Regions from separate parts of the Homo sapiens genome. Here region 1 is linked to region 2. Evidence: read pairs that join two places in POLR2A ChIA-PET (ENCODE). Cell type or tissue: MCF 10A. All regions are shown on one strand.

Region 1 (8,000 bases), 190 kb after region 2:
GCACTTGCACAAGCATGGGGGTGCGGGGGGAAGCAAAATAAATCAGTTAAGATGTTCCAGGAGCTCCTCATTCAGAGCTGCCCTAGTGGATGATGGCACCTCGCTGGTGTCATGCCCCTTGAACTCAGGAGCATGGGAGCCCGCGCTGCCTCTGAGACGTGATTCTAAACTGCCAACCCTCCCCAAAAAGCTGGGCGGGTGGAGGTGTTTTCTCGCTTAGGATGGCTGAGTGATCTTTTTTTATGTATCTTGGTCACAAAACAGAACACAAACCCCTCTACTCATAGGGACCTTCCTTCTTTAGGTTCCATAAAGCAGCAAATTTTTATTGGCAGTGAAGGGAATGTAGACTGGCGGTCACCTCTCAACGACGAGTACCTATTCCATTAATACCGAGTCTAAGCACAGCTGCTCTGTTTCTGGCTTTGCTCTCAGCACCCTCTCCCTGTAGCCTGTCTTTTCCCCCAGAGGACAAGCTCCAGGAGGCCAGGGCCTTGCCCTGTCCTTCTTCACTGAGGGCCCAGGCCCCACCATGCAGGCTGCCTGAAGGAACAGCCCCCATTCCTCAGGTGACACCTGCAAATCGCATGCTTTGTACTCCAAAGGGAGTCGCCCGCCTTCACTCCCAAACTCTATCCTAAGCCTGGACGCATGCTTACAGAATTTTAAGTGCCCTTCCAAAAAGCAAAGACGTGTTCCTATTGCCACTGCCCCAACGAGTGGTCCCTGTGTGTGCTGCTTCTCCGGTGCTGGGAGGAAGTATCACAGCACATCAGTTATGGAACGTTGTATTAGTGTCCCAGTGCTGCCACAAAAAATGCCCAAAAACAGCTGGGCTTAAACAGCAGGCATTCACTTTGCACCGTTCTGCAGGTGTGAAGTTTAAGATCAGGGTGTCAGCAGGGTTGATTTCTCCTGAGGCCTCTCTTCTTGGTTGGGAGACACCCGCCTTTTCACTGCGTCTTCACATGGGCATTGCTCTGTGTGTGGACATCCCCAGTGACTGATATCTTCTTATAAAGACATCAGTCATATAGGATTAGAGCTCACCCACAGGGCCTCATTTAAACATGATTACCTCTTTAAAGACCATATCTCCAAATAAAGTCACATGCTAAGGTATTGGGTAACGTTAGGACATCAACACAGGCATTTTGTGGGGGGGTGGGGGTCCCAATTTAGTCCATAACAAATGTGATCTTCCCCAAAATTCTGAGAGAGGGTGGCCCCATTTGAAGCCAAAGTTACTGAGATAAATGCTGTGCCCGTGAGCTGCCTGCTGTCCTGCATACAGTTCAATCTTTCACTCAAGTGTTTGTGGTGTGCTCCCGATGCCCCCTCATGCTTGCTGTCCAGGTGTCCAGGTGTGGCCATGGACAAGTCAGAGCAGATGCCCATGCTCATGGACAGAGGCATAAAGGCAAAAGCACATAAAATGAACAAGGCAGCTCTGGCACTGACGAGTATTCTGAAGATGACCAGGCAGCATCAAGGAGGGAAGTGGAGTGCATGGGCCTGACAGTGAATTTCCCCTGCATGCTGCACCAACCTGCCAGGGAAGAACCAAAACCTCACTGAGGATAACCAGGAGTCAACTTGCTCCAACACCTTAAGTGCCAAAAGTAAACAATGAGGCTCACTGGACCCCAGCAGGACAGCTGACCCTTATAACAGAGCAAACAGCAGGGCATCAGCTACGTTGTTCTGGTTCCCAGCCCCCACGGCCCCAGAGGCCAGAAGGAAGCCAGGGGGAGGCTCAGCTTGGGGGGGGGCTCCTGTCATGGCTGAGGAGCTCTGTGCCTAGGGAACCCATTGCTTTGCTAGTGGGCAGAAAGCAGATCTCTCCTCTTTTTGCAGGGAGCTGCAATCTCACCTCTCAAGATCACCACTTTCAAAAAGAACTCTGAGACACAGCCTACTGGAAGAGGGGTCACAGGCCTTCAAGGAGGGGCCAGGGTGGAGAGGGCCCCACAACCAAGAGGCAGCCACACAATTATCTGGAGACAGAGATTTCTGAGCAGAGCAAATAGCAAGTGTACATGTTCTAAGCCAGGAGTGAGTCTGGGGTGGATCCTTGAACAGAGAGAAGGCTGGAGTGGCTGGGGTGAATCCAGCAAAGACACGGGAGAGGAGGGCACCTGGACATGAACAGTGGGCTGTGCGGGCCTGCAGGCCATGGAGATGGCTGCGTCTCCTTAATCCAGACGGTAGCCCCAGAATAACACAGTTTCATTCTCAGTTTGCAGATGAGAAAACACTTTCAGAGAGGGAAGCAAGTCTCTCCATTACACAGTTCCTAAGTGGTGGATCTGGGGCTATGTTGGGGGCTGAATGTTTCTGTCCACCCCATATCCCTGTGTTGAAGACATAACCTCCAATGTGCCTGCATGTGGAGGTGGGGCTTTTGGAAGATAATTGTTTAGATGAGGTCATGAGGGTGGGGCCCCCATGATAGGATTAGTGCTCTTATAAGAAGAGATTCTGTCCCCTCTCTCTCCACGTGCATGCTTAGGAGAAAGGCCATGTGAGGACACAGGGAGAAGGCATCCACCTGCAGGTCAAGAAGAGGGCCCTCATCAGACATGGAATCTACCAGCACCTTGACCTTGGACTTCCCAGCTTCCAGAACTGACTGTGAGAAATAAATGCCTCTTGCATATACCACTCACTCTGTAGTACTTTGTTATGGCAGCCTGAGCTTACTAAGACAGGCTGGAATCCAGATCTTTCTGGCTCACACCTAGTTGCTCTCAATGCCTGGCTGCTGCTTGACCCAGGACATGGGGCTTCCCTTCAGTCAAGGTTCACAGGCTGTGGTGGGACAGAAGGCTGAAGATACGGGGGAAGCACCACTGAGTTAAAGATCTCTTCACATGCAACCCAAACTTTTCTTCAGGTGAATGGGGGGAACCACACATTATGCTCTAATCACTGAAACCACACTTCAGACGCAAAAACAAGAAGGTTGTTTATTACACCAGAAACCGCAGAAAGTGAGAAGGCTGGCATAAGGTTGTGACTCAGGCAGAAATCTGGCAGTGATATTAGGAGCACACATCCCATTTGTGGCCAGATGATTATTAATAACACAAGGTACTCAGTGTGCACTGAAAACTCACCCTGGAATATGAACACAGAAGTCCTCCCATGAACGTCAGCTCACCAAGTAGGAGCTTTAGAGCCTGGAAATGAGCCCAGGCTGGCCTCACCTAGACGCGCAGCATGTTTCTGCTCCCAGGCAAAAAGCCCGGGAGGCCTGTACTCTTGTACCTGAGGGTCAGCCAGATATGTGCACCTTGGTCCAGCCAAGGAGAGGCCAGGCACCTATGCCCAGGGTCCTGGTGGCCCATGGTCTCACCACCCCCATGCACTCTGCCAGCAGCCAATCGAGGACACTGAGCTTCAAGCTCATTGTGTGTTCCTGAAGGTCGGGACTCCCCAGGATGCTGTGGGGCCATCAGGATGCAGCCAGGAGGGACAGGAGAGCCAACCTACCCAATGGCCTCTGTGGCTGGTTACTGTGGTGGGTGTCCCCTGGTCACTCCTGGAGGCCCCAAGTTCCCATGCTCTGCTGCACAGAGCCAGGTCCGGGTCTCATCCAGCCTCCCATTCTTAGGCCCCTCTGGGTTACAGAGCTTCTCACCACCAGAATGAGCAGAAGGAGACGCAGGGAAGGTGATACTGCACCTAGTTCACAGTGGAGGAGAAGCAGCCCCAGCGTTTTTTTGTTTTTTTCTTATTTATTCTAAGACCCCTCATAGGTGGATGGCTGTGTGCTTTGCTGATTCTTGCTGACAGCAGCCATGGCAGCGTCTACAAACAGGTCCCCCTTTGCTGTGGATTTCCTGCAGCCCCTGCTGTGCACATGGGCATCCCTCCATGGGTCTCAGAGGCATGCTCTCAGGGTCTCTGCATGCTGTGCCAGAAACAAACAAACAAAGCAGGAAACAACAACCTACAGAAAATACACACGCAGCTTAATGTAGAGCATTATCCAGCAGCCTCAAAAAAAAAAAAAAAAAAAAGCAGAATCAGGTTTCCACAGATCATTCTGGAAAGTAGATATTCCCAGAAACTCCACACTGCAACTAGTCCTCCTAATGAACAATCACTAGCACATTCAACACACTCAACACAGGCAGGATGGTGTGTGCCAGGGCCAGCGGGCATTGCTGAGTCGGCCTCGAACCCCAGGCAACTGGGAGGCCAGGTGCAAGGGCAGAGATAGGTGTACTACTCTCACAGGAGATGGCCTGGCCTGGGGTCTAGCGGAACACCAGGAACTGCACTAACTCAACTCTCCCAGCCTGATGGCAGGTGGCCAGGGCTCTGACTGCCTCAGAAAACAATTTGCCAGAACCCAGCCCTTCTGGTTTGCAGAGGCTCTGGTTTGCAGAGGCTCTGGGCAAACTCTGGGCTGGTTCTGAGCTGCCACTATCTAGGCCAGCAGCGGGCACATCACCTCAGATACAGAGGCATTTTCTCAAAATGCATAAAATTGCATTTTTGGTGCAATAATAACATTTTAAAGTATCGATTAACAAAACAAAAATGAAAAGAAACATCATCTACTTTGTGGGTGCTAAAGTAGCTTATTTCTGCTACATTTCTACATTGTGCTGTGTGTATGTGTGTATGCAAGAAATATGAGGTTTACTATTAAATTATTTTCAATCCACCACTAACAGCCAAGAGAAATCAGGATGGCTTTAAATCCTAAACCTATGATATGTGACTGATTTTTTACATAAATAAATAAAATTAAAATACTGTCATGATAAATAAATGTAAAATTATGTTTTTTATTTATATATTTTTATATAGACTGATCCAAAGAACCATCATTCACACAGCATAATTGACACACATGGTGTACGCATCTACACATTACACTCAAGTGACACTACTTTAGTATCCTGCAAGCTCCATGTACCAGGAGTGCAGTTACCTCCCATTTTGTTATGGGTTTTACATGAAATCACAAAAAAATAAGGTGTATTAGTTAGGGTTCTCTAAAGGGACAGAACTAATGGAATATATATGTGTGTGTATATATGTGTGTGTGTGTGTGTGTGTGTGTGTGTGTGTGTGTGTATATATATATATGTAAAGGGGAGTTTATTAAATATTAGCTCACATGATCACAAGGTCCCACAATAGGCCGTCTGCAGGCTGTGGGGCAAGGAGAGCCATTCTGAGTCCCAAAACTGAAGAACTTGGGAGTCCAGTGGTCGAGGGCAGGAAGCATCCAGCATGGGAGAAAGATGTAGGCTGGGAGGCTAGGCCAGTCTCTCCTTTTCACGTTTTTCTGCCTGCTTATATTCTAGCCACACTGGCAGCTGATTAGATTGTGCCCACCCAGATTAAGGGTAGGTCTGCCTTTCCCAGCCCACTGACTCAAATGTTAATCTCCTTTGGCAACACCCTCACAGACACACCAACGATCAACACTTTGCATCCTTCAATCCAATCAAGTTGACACTCAGTATTAACCACCACATAAAGTATAATAATATTCACTCTCACATTACACTTCATTATATGCTGATATCCAGATTATAAGTAACTACTTATGGAGTCAATTTGATGTTATTAAAATTCAGTGCTGCAATAGCACATTTGAGATGTGGGATTAAGAACGCTTTGAGGTACATTTAACATCTCACATCTTTTTTAATAGACCGGCTTATTTTATAGAAAATAATTAAATAAAGTCATAGTCACTTCCTTTTTTTACTCAGTCTTTGAAAGGCAATTACCATCTCTTTGATATAAAAATACTACAAGGACTACTTCAGGTCAAATTCTTCAGGCCTGAATTGAACCCCAATTGAGTGTTGGTGCAAACACTGCTGAGGTTTGTCAGGCTCCACAGTGACGTGGAAGGAGAGGAATCTCTGAATTCACCCAGTCAGGAGGTTCTCCCAGGCCTCTAGGCGCCTCTAAGTGACCTTTTGGCTGAGGGAGAGAAGGATCAAGGGGCAGGTCTGTCTGTCGACTTTTGTGGGTAAGACTTCACTTGAGCAGAGCATTCCCAGACAAATGAAAATAACACAGTTGAAAACCACTAAATCCACATAACCAATAATCATGCCCCAGAGAAGGGGACAGAAGCTCAGAGTGGCCCAGGTCACCAGGTCATTCAGCAGCAAACTCCAGACTAGGAACAGCATTTTCACATTTCCAGGACACATTGCCTGCTGCCCAGGGCACTAGAATAAAAACATCTTGCCGTATCAATCTATATCACTTCAACAACCTTAAAAAAAAGTTATTTGCTAAAATATCATCTTTCCCTTCATTTCTTACCTATTCACAAAACATTCCTTAAAGATTGTATATTTTAAGCTTGCTTCTTATTGTCCCCAAGACACTGATGGCTCTGATTCTCCAGCATATACACCACCAACACACCACTCTGTGCACAGTGACCAAGCTGTCCAGGAAGGCTCAGGGGTGCCTCTGCCCTTGTCTTGCTGAGAACACTGGGGGAAGCACCCTTTTCAAGGCCTCAGCTAGCAGGAGCTCCACAGGGAGCAGAGACTCCACTTCTTTTCCATAAGTGCTGCTGAGTCCCACAGCTAAAGTCACAGTCTTTTCATTATGACTCGGAAGACTGGCTGGCTGAGGTGTGTCACCCTGTTCTCAGAAAGTTTCCATCGCTGCAGTGAGTCACATAAGTGCCTTCCACTGTGACCATCTGAGAGCAACGCTTTAATGCAGTGACCTCCAGAGCAAACAAACAGCCCTGGTGGGGTAGGGGACAAGGTGAAAAGCCAGTGGAGGCCCCACCCACAAGTGCATCTTTCAGGATGCAAGATGGAATTCACAATAAGTTCTCATCCCAGCTGAGCACATCTGCTAAAAAGCCCAAAGCTTCCTTCCCCATGGTTTCAGATCAAGGTGATGATACCAGATGACAAGCTTAATCCCCTTATTGGTGGGTACATCAGATGCCTCCCTAACTCCAGGGGAGCAGAGGATGACAGGGGGGATGAAACAAAACATATTTGGTCTTGCTTGAAGTTAATCAATTTAATCATTACACAGTCCTCAGCCTTTACCTACTATTCACCCCTAACTCTTCAGGATGGCTTCCAAACCTTCAAGGAACAGACCCTTTCTTCAACTGAAATTGCACAAACATAATTTCAAGATATAAAATACCTTGAAGAGAAAATGTGTGGGACAATAGGAAGAGGCAGCTCCCCCTGGCATTGCTACCAACGTATGTCCAGGAAAGCTTCTTGGACGCAACCTTAAAACCACAGCTCTGATGGAGTGCCTACTTTTATGGTTCATTGGAAACACCCGGGTCCCCCAACTCCCTGAATTAGAATGTCCTTAAAGGGACCCAGGAACCTCTCCCTGAAGTTCAGGGCTGGCTCCCTCCTCCTTTCTGGACCAACCCCTCCCGAGGGACTAAGCCCCCTCCTCCCCTTTCTCCTCCATGGAGACCTCAGGATGTAGTGCTGTGAGGGGTCTGAGAATTTCTGCCTCATTCTCCTACTGCCCCTCGACTTCACAAGTCTGAAGGCTGGTGCAGTGAATGATGGCAGACTTCAGAAACCGACACCTCTCTTGTGCTGGGGAGGGGTGGGGCAGGGATGGCCAATCCCAGCCATGCTAGATGGAACCGAAGAAACTCTCCTTCCCCAGAGGAGCTGTCATCATGGGGGTTCCATAAACATCATCTCACCTGGGCTGGAAATCACCTGCTGATGCACCCATGACAAGTGATAAGTTTCAAACCAACCCACCTGGCACAAAGCTAAATCCTGTGTTTATATAGACCACTTTGGTTTAAGTGCCACTGAGCTATTTCTGTTAAGCTCTAGGAGAACTGTTCACAACATGTGCAGAAGCAATTGCTAAAGAAATAATGGGTACAGCACATAATAACATCATAATTGTCCCAGGCACCGTGTTGAAAGGCAAGGAAGAAGACAGGCATCAGAAAGCAGCTGTGTGCAGAAGCTCCTCGGCTGGCCAGGCATCTT
Region 2 (8,000 bases):
TCAAATTGTCTCTGTTTGTAGATAACATGATTGTATATTTAGAAAACCCCACCATTTCAGCCCTAAATCTCCTTAAGCTGATAAGTAACTTCAGCGAAATCTCGGGATACAAAATCAATGTGCAAAAATCACAAGCATTCCTATACACCAATAATAGCCAAATCATGAGTGAACTCCCATTCACAATTGCTACTAAGGGAATAAAATATCTAGTAACACAACTTACAAGGGATGTGAAGGACCTCTTCAAGGAGAAGTACAAACCACTGCTCAAGGTAATAAGAGAGGACACAAATAAATGGAAAAACATTCCATGCTCATGGATAGGAAGAAACAATATCATGAAAATGGCCATACTGCCCAAAGTAATTTATAGATTCAATGCTATCCCTATCAAGCTACCACTGACTTTCTTCACAGAATTGGAAAAAACTACTTTAAACTTCATATGGAACCAAAAAAGAGCCCACATAGCCAAGACAATCCTAAACAAAAAGAACAAAGCTGGGGGCATCACGCTACCTGACTTCAAACTGTACTACAAGGCTACAATAACCAAAACAGCATGGCACTGGTACCAAAACAGATATATAGACCAATGGAAGAGAACAGAAACCTCAGAAGTTAACACCACACTTCTACAACCATCTGATCTTTGACAAACCAGACATAAACAAGCAATGGGGAAAGGATTCCCTATTTAATAAATAGTGTTGGGAAAACTGGCTAGCCATATGCAGAAAACTGAAACTGGACCCCTTCCTTACACCTTACACAAAAATTAACTCAAGATGAATTAAAGACTTAAACGTAAGACCTAAAACCATAAAAATCCTAGAAGAAAACCTAGGGAATACCATTCAGGACATAGGCACGGGCAAAGACTTCAGGTCTAAAACACCAAAAGTAATGGCAACAAAAGCCAAAATTGACAAATGGGATCTAATTAAACTAAACAGCTTCTGCACAGCAAAAGAAACTATCATTAGAGTGAACAGGCAACCTACAGAATGGGAGAACATTTTTGTAATCTTTCCATCTAACAATGGGCTAATATCTAGAATCTACAAAGAACTTATACAAATTTACAAGAAAAAACAAACAACCCCACCAAAAAGTGGGCAAATTATATGAACAGACACTTCTCAAAAGAAGACATTTATGTGGCCAACAGACATATGAAAAAAAGCTCATCATCACTGCTCATTAGAGAAATGCAAATCAAAACCACAATGAGATACCATCTCACACCAGTTAGAATGGCGATCATTAAAAAATCAGGAAACAACAGATGCTGGAGAGGATGTGGAGAAACAGGAATACTTTTACACTGTTGGTGGGAGTGTAAATTAGTTCAACCATTGTGGAAGACAGTGTGGCGATTCCTCAAGGATCTATAACTAGAAATACCATTTGACCCAGCAATCCCATTACTGGGTATATACCCAAAGGATTATAAATCATTCTACTATAAAGACACATGGACACATATGTTTATTGTGGCACTATTCACAATAGCAAAGACTTGGAACCAGCCCAAATGTCCACCAATGATAGACTGGATAAAGAAAATGTGGCACATATACATCATGGAATACTATGCAGCCATACAAAAGGATGAGTTCATGTCCTTTGCAGGGACATGGATGAAGCCGGAAACCATCATTATCAGCAAACTAACACAAGAACAGAAAACCAAACACCGCATTTTCTCACTCATAAGTGGGAGTTGAACAATGAGAACACATGGACACACAGAGGGGAACATCACACATCGGGGCCTGTTGAGGGGTGGGGGGCCAAGGGAGGGATAGCATTAGGAGAAATACCTAATGTAGATGACGGGTTGATGGGTGCAGCAAACCACCATGGCACGTGTATACCTGTGTAACACAACTGCACATTCTGCACATTCTGCACATGTACCCCAGAGCTTAAAGTATAACAAAAAAAGAAAGAAAACTATATTCAGCTGCTTCACAAAAATACTTGCAAATAGCTGCTAGAGCAGTGCCTTTACATAAAGTGCATTAAGTTAGTAACTGGCTCATGCATGTGGCCAGAGAAGTGGGTCAGAGGACAACCTGTGGCTCCCACTCAGGAGCCCAGGGGAGGACTTCCAGGGCAGGGTGGGGTGAGAAGCTCAACAAGATGGGCAAGTGTGCTCAGGGCTTGTGGCAAAGCTGTGCCCCTCACCTCTGTGCCCTGGAGTCCAGACTGGCTATTGGACTGGAAAGGAGGTCCTGCATGAGACTCCGGGTCTAACTGAGCCACCAGGGAGCCAGAAGCTTCTACAAGCAAGAGGCACGACGAGCAGAGCAGCCCGGGAGGCACAGGGCGGAACAAAGGCTCTGCTCTGGGTGCAGTGTGGCTAGGACGCATGGCCAGGCCAGGAGAAAGTAGGGCCTTCCACAGCTGTTTGTTTCTTTGCTTTTGTATTTGATTTTAGTTTGCTTTTGATGAGATAATTTGCATTTTGGGTGGGAGTTAGAACTTACTCTCTCTGTGCTGTGTAGAATCGGTGCGTGTGGGTGTGCAGGGGGAATGGGTGGTAAATATGTTATGTGGCATGTGTGTGGCAGGTGTGTGTTGGGTTATGTGTGCACAGCCTGAGGCTCTCCATCATTCTGGCTCCCTCTATCGCAGCCACAGACATCAAGGACCCTGCATCAAAGGAATGTGGGGGCCACTCTGGACACACAGGGGTGTGCTGGGGACAGTGGCCACGCATCTGGTCACATGGGACCACAGGCATTTGGCACCTGAGTTCTCTCCTCTGAAACATCACCCTGGGCCCTCTGGGGTGGGTGGACGGCTGATTCTCCTTGGTGGCCTCTGGGCCTGCATCCTAACTGGGTAGGGCAAGGAGTGGCTCCAACTAACAGCATGGAAACTTCCCTGGCTGTGAGGGGCTTCCTATTGGGCAAAGCCATTAGGGGGCGCCTCCGTGCTCACTTTCCAATGTAGCCTGCAATCATGGAACAAATCGATTAAAGCAGAGAACAATCAGTTATTTTTTCAGACTCATTTTCTTAAATGGCTTAATCTATGCCTCAGGCCACACAGACTGTTGGTTACGTAAGCAACTCCAGTGACTGCATTCCTGTGACATCGCTACAGTGCTGCATGCAAAAGCTGGCCTCTCTACTCCTGAGCAGACTCTGCTCTTTCCACGCCCTCTCTCCAGCCACCGGGGAGACTGTGCCACTGTGCCCGTGGACAGGGAGTGACAAAGGACAGAGCTCCCATTCTAACCAGTGAACCATTTCTGCTGGAGCCTGTGGGGAAACCACAAATGCCAACATCAACAGGCCTTTCTGTATACTCTTGGAGTCCAGTTTCCATTTTAGAAGAACATTATTAAAAACAAACCTAATTTACCACAACCAAAATTAAACAGCTAGATGACCTTCAACCAATGTCTCTGGTTTGGATCCAGTGATCTGCATGTGGCCTCACATCCCCATCATAGTTGCTCTTTGCTTGCAATTTTTAGCTCAGTGTAAATGCAGAATAACCTATATTTCACATAAACAACTCTTGCTAGATATGCAGGGTTGTTGTGAAACTTTGTTTAACTATTTTACCATCTTCATGTGCAAAGCTCTGGCAGGTATGCTTTAGCCTCAGGGGAGGGAGAGACGAAGTGGTGCAGAACTGAGGTAGGTTTCAGAGGCCTCCGTTATGAACACACACGTGACCGTGCACAGAGTTAGTAGCTTGAAAAATGTTACATTCCCAACATGGGAGTCACTTCTTAGTATTGGTGGCTTTTGGAGTTGTTTAAAATAAATTAGTCAGAAATGGATGAATAACAAAGTTAACTGGATTTTTTAGTATGACTAGTAAAATGTAAACAATAGCAGATCATCTGTGTTCATGACGTTGAAAAAAATCCCTATACTGCAAATATGTACTAAGTCAGACAGTAATGGAATTACACATCCTGCACCAAATTCATCTGTGTAAACTGTAACACTACAAAGCTGATGTCAACATCTGTCACATTAACTGTCTAACGCACGACTTCTGTTTTGGAAGTCAGCAGCCCTTTATTCAATTGGCAAAACCAGATACCCTCTAGGCATTAAATGGGTAATATTTACAAACACTTTTTTTCATGTGTGAGTTAAGTAATAACATTTTATTTCAAGATTAGTTATATAATGCTGACATTATATATCATATAAATCAGTTTAGAATTCTTTCATAAAAATTTTCATACACAAAACTACTACTGTCCGCTTATTCCAGCAATGAAGTAAGTGTTTATCAGTGATAGCACAGTAAACAAATTCAAACTGCCCTGGGGAGTTTCGCTTCTGGAAATGGTGGAGTAGGTTGTTTTACAACAATACTGACACTGGAATAACTAGGAAACATGGCAAAATATAAGAAAGAGATCTGTTTGATGACATCAGAGAGTATAAAGGCAGTGAGGAATGTTAAGCTGAGAACTAGGAGAGGATTAGAGACAAGAGAGATAAACTAGCATTTGGAGTTACTTTCCCCATTGGGAATATTGCCAGTGACAAAAGCAGTGGCTGAGAGGCTGAGGAGCTGAAGAGAGCTTTTAACAAGTCTTATGGATCTGGGCAGATAGAAACTAGTACTCAGGGCCCTCAATGAAGAACAAACCTTGGCCAACACCCCAGGCTTTTGGCTGGGAACTTGAAGGGCTATACCCCAAGAGTGAGAGTAAACTAAAAACAAACTAGCCATAGTAGGGAATCAAGGCCAGCTTCAAATTACTTAAATACCTGATTGGCTTAAAGTGGCCTTGGATTACTAATGTCCTCACCCCAGTTGCCTAAAATAAGCAAACTTCACTTTCTCAGGAAAAAAAATAAAATCACCCATAGCCTAAAATTATATCTCAAAATCTTAATATATAATATCCAAGACCCAATTAAAATTACCAGTGGTCCCTTAAGATTAAAATGGAGCTGAAAAATTCCTATTGCCTAGTGATGTTGAAGGTGACATAATGTTCTAGTGCAATGTATTACCTTTTCTATATTTATATAGGATTACATGCACAAATACTTAGTATTGTGTTACAATTACCTACGGTACTGAGTGCAGTAACATGCTGTACAGGTTTGTAGCCTAGGAACAGTAGGCTATACCATATAGCCTAGGTGTGTAGTAGGCTGCACCATCTAGGTTTGTGTAAATGAACTCTGTGATGTTTGCACAATGGGGAAGTTGCCTAACAATGCATTTCTTAGAATGTATCTCATCATTAAGTGATGCATGACTGTAGTCTAAAATAATTATATTTAATATGGTAGATGTTAAAGAATTTTGGGCTGGGTGCAGTGGCTCATGCCTGTAATCCCAGCACCTTGGGAGGCTGAGGCAGGCGGATCATGAGGTCAGGAGATCGAGACCATCCTGGCCAACATGGTGAAACCCCGTCTCTACTAAAAATACAAAAATTAGCTGCGCATGGTGGCACATGCCTGTAGTCCCAGCTACTTGGGAGGCTGAGGCAGGAGAATCGCTTGAACCCGGGAGACGGAGGTTGCAGTGAGCTGAGATTGTGGCACTGCACTCCAGCCTGGAGACTGAGACTCCATCTCAAAGAAGAAAAAAAAAGAATTTTGGCAGGGAATTGAATTGAGAAACATAAAAATAAGTCCAGTCTAGAACTGAAAAATAGATGAACTAAAAATAAGAACTCGGTGCATATGGTTAAGAGCTGACTGGGCAATCAAGAAAAGAGAATAAATAAAGTGAAAGATAAGTTCAGAAGAAAATATTGTTTGAAGCAGACTTACAGACATGCAGACACACAGACACACAGTGGGAGGTGGAGGTGTGGAATGAGAGCTAAAAGCACAAGACCATACACATAAGCATGGGAAAGGGGCTTTTTGACACATGTGCACAGAAGCTCCTCAACTTGCCATGGAGTTATGTCCCAACAAACCCATCCTAAATCAAAAATACTGTAAGTGCCTATTATAAAGTTGAAAAATCGTAAGTTGAACTATCATAAGTCAGTGACCAGCTGTAGCTGAGTTCCAGAAAGGAAGAATATACAGGATGGGATAGAAGCAATATTTTAAAAGATAATGGTGGACATGAGGCAGGACTAGACTGTAGCTCCAACTTGGAAGAACAGAGCAGCGTGCGGAGGCTCGCATCATGAATTTTAGATCCAGAATGACTGCAGGAATAAACCAGGAATCTATAGACCCTCTGAAAGAAGCAGACTGCTCCTGCAGGACCTGGTAGATGCCCCAAATACTGGGAGTGCCCAAACTGCAGAAGCAGGAAAGGGAAATCCTCTGCCCCCAAACACACACTCTCACTGGGGAAACTGAAGGTCTAGTTTGTGGGAGAAGTTTCTGACCTTACCTGGAGCAGAGTCAATTTAGAGAGCTGAGCGAAATACAGGGGTAGAGGAGGCAGCGGGAAAGGCCCTGGGAGCTCACTGGGTCCCCAAGCAGGCCATTCTTGCCTGTCACCACAGGGATCGGGGGGCAGTCAGAGGCAAAGGAAAAGGAAGTCTCAAGCTGAACTTTTTAACAATTTGAACTGGGCAAGAGCCTCCTGGCCAGAACTCAGGGGAAGGCGCGAATCTGACGTGTAGCCTCCACAGGATGGGGAGGAACTAAAGCCCTTTTCTTTTGCATCTGGGAGGTGGATAGCCTGGGGTAAGTTCTCAGCTTTGCTTGCCCACTGCCAGGAAACAAACTTGGTGCCGTTAGCAGGCACACGGTGGAAGTGAGACTGGCCCTTCAGATTGTGTGGGAGCTGGGTGAGGCCTGTGACTACCGAATTGCCCCACTTCCCTGACAGCCTGCATGACTCAGCAGAGGCAGCCATAATCCTCCCAGGAACACAACTCCATTGACCTGGGAACCTCACCCCCATTCCCTACAGCAGCCGCAGCACAGCAAGACCCAACGGAGAGTCTGAGCTCAGACACGCCTAGCCCTGCCCCCCATTGATGGTCCTTCCCTACCTCCTCTGGTAGCTGAGGACAAAGGGCATATACTCTTGGGAGTTCTAGGGTCCCACCCACTGCTGGTCCCTCTCCATACTAGCACAGCTGATGCTCTCTCGAAAGCGCTACCTCCCGTCAGGAGGCCAACCGGCACAAAAACAGAACATTAAACCACCAAAGCTAAGAACGCTCACAGAGTCCATTTCACCCCCCTGCCACCTCCACTGGAACAGGTGCTGGCATCCATCGCTGAGAGACCCATAGATGCTTCACATCACAGGACTTTGTGCAGACAACCCCCAGTACCAGCCCAGAGCCGGGCAGACTTGCTGGATGGCTAGACCCAGAAGAGAGATAGCAATCACTGCAGCTCAGCTCACAGGAAAGGGGGAGAATACTACATCAAGGGAACACCCTGTGGGACAAAAGAATCTGAACAGCCTTCAGCTCTAGACCTTCCCTCTGACAGAGCCTACCAAATGAGAAGGAACCAGAAAATCAGCTCTGCTAATGTGATAAAACAAAAGCAGAAGTAGCTGTTCTTATATCAGACAAAACAAACTTTAAAGCAACAGCAGTTAAAAGAGACATGGAGGAGGGGTATTATATAATGCTAAAAAGCCTTGTCCTGGAAAACATCACAATCCTAACCATATATGCACCTAACACCGGAGCTCCCAAATCTATACAACAGGTACTAATAGATCTAAGAAATGAGATAGATGGCAACACAATAAGAGTGGGGAACTTTAATACTCCACTGACAGCGCTAGACAGGTCATCAAGACAGAAAAGTCAACAAAGAAACAATGGATTTAAACTATACCTTAGAACAAATGGACTTAACAGATATATACAGAACATTTCATCCAAGAACTGTAGAATACACATTCTATTCAACAGCACATGGGACTTTCTCCAAGATAGACCATATGATAGGCCACAAAACAAGCCTCAATAAATTTAAGAAAAATGAAATTATATATATATATATATATATATATTTTTTTTTTTTTTTTTTTTTTGAGACGGAGTCTCACTC

Evidence for each region. Peaks named below come from ENCODE experiments on the same cell type or tissue, not always from the same donor. Only the 100,000 strongest peaks of a DNase experiment are listed, where the experiment ranks them.
Region 1: POLR2A ChIA-PET joins it to region 2 with 9 read pairs; 1 of 35 experiments calls an interaction of 5 or more read pairs at or near these places.

Annotation. Positions count from the first base shown.
Region 1 is chr15:31,797,049-31,805,048 of GRCh38, forward strand. The region is part of intron 1 of OTUD7A (OTU deubiquitinase 7A); the gene reads right to left. Among named protein-coding and RNA genes, the nearest start is that of OTUD7A, 70 kb to the right of the region's middle. RefSeq lists an enhancer at 1,756-2,255. In MCF 10A, no CTCF peak of the experiment used is centred here; DNase peaks (open chromatin) are centred at 2,713, 3,073 and 4,313.
Region 2 is chr15:31,602,657-31,610,656 of GRCh38, forward strand. The region is part of intron 3 of OTUD7A (OTU deubiquitinase 7A); the gene reads right to left. Among named protein-coding and RNA genes, the nearest start is that of OTUD7A, 260 kb to the right of the region's middle. RefSeq lists enhancers at 2,519-3,269, 6,271-6,826, 6,827-7,381. In MCF 10A, no CTCF peak of the experiment used is centred here; DNase peaks (open chromatin) are centred at 3,655, 5,205 and 6,795.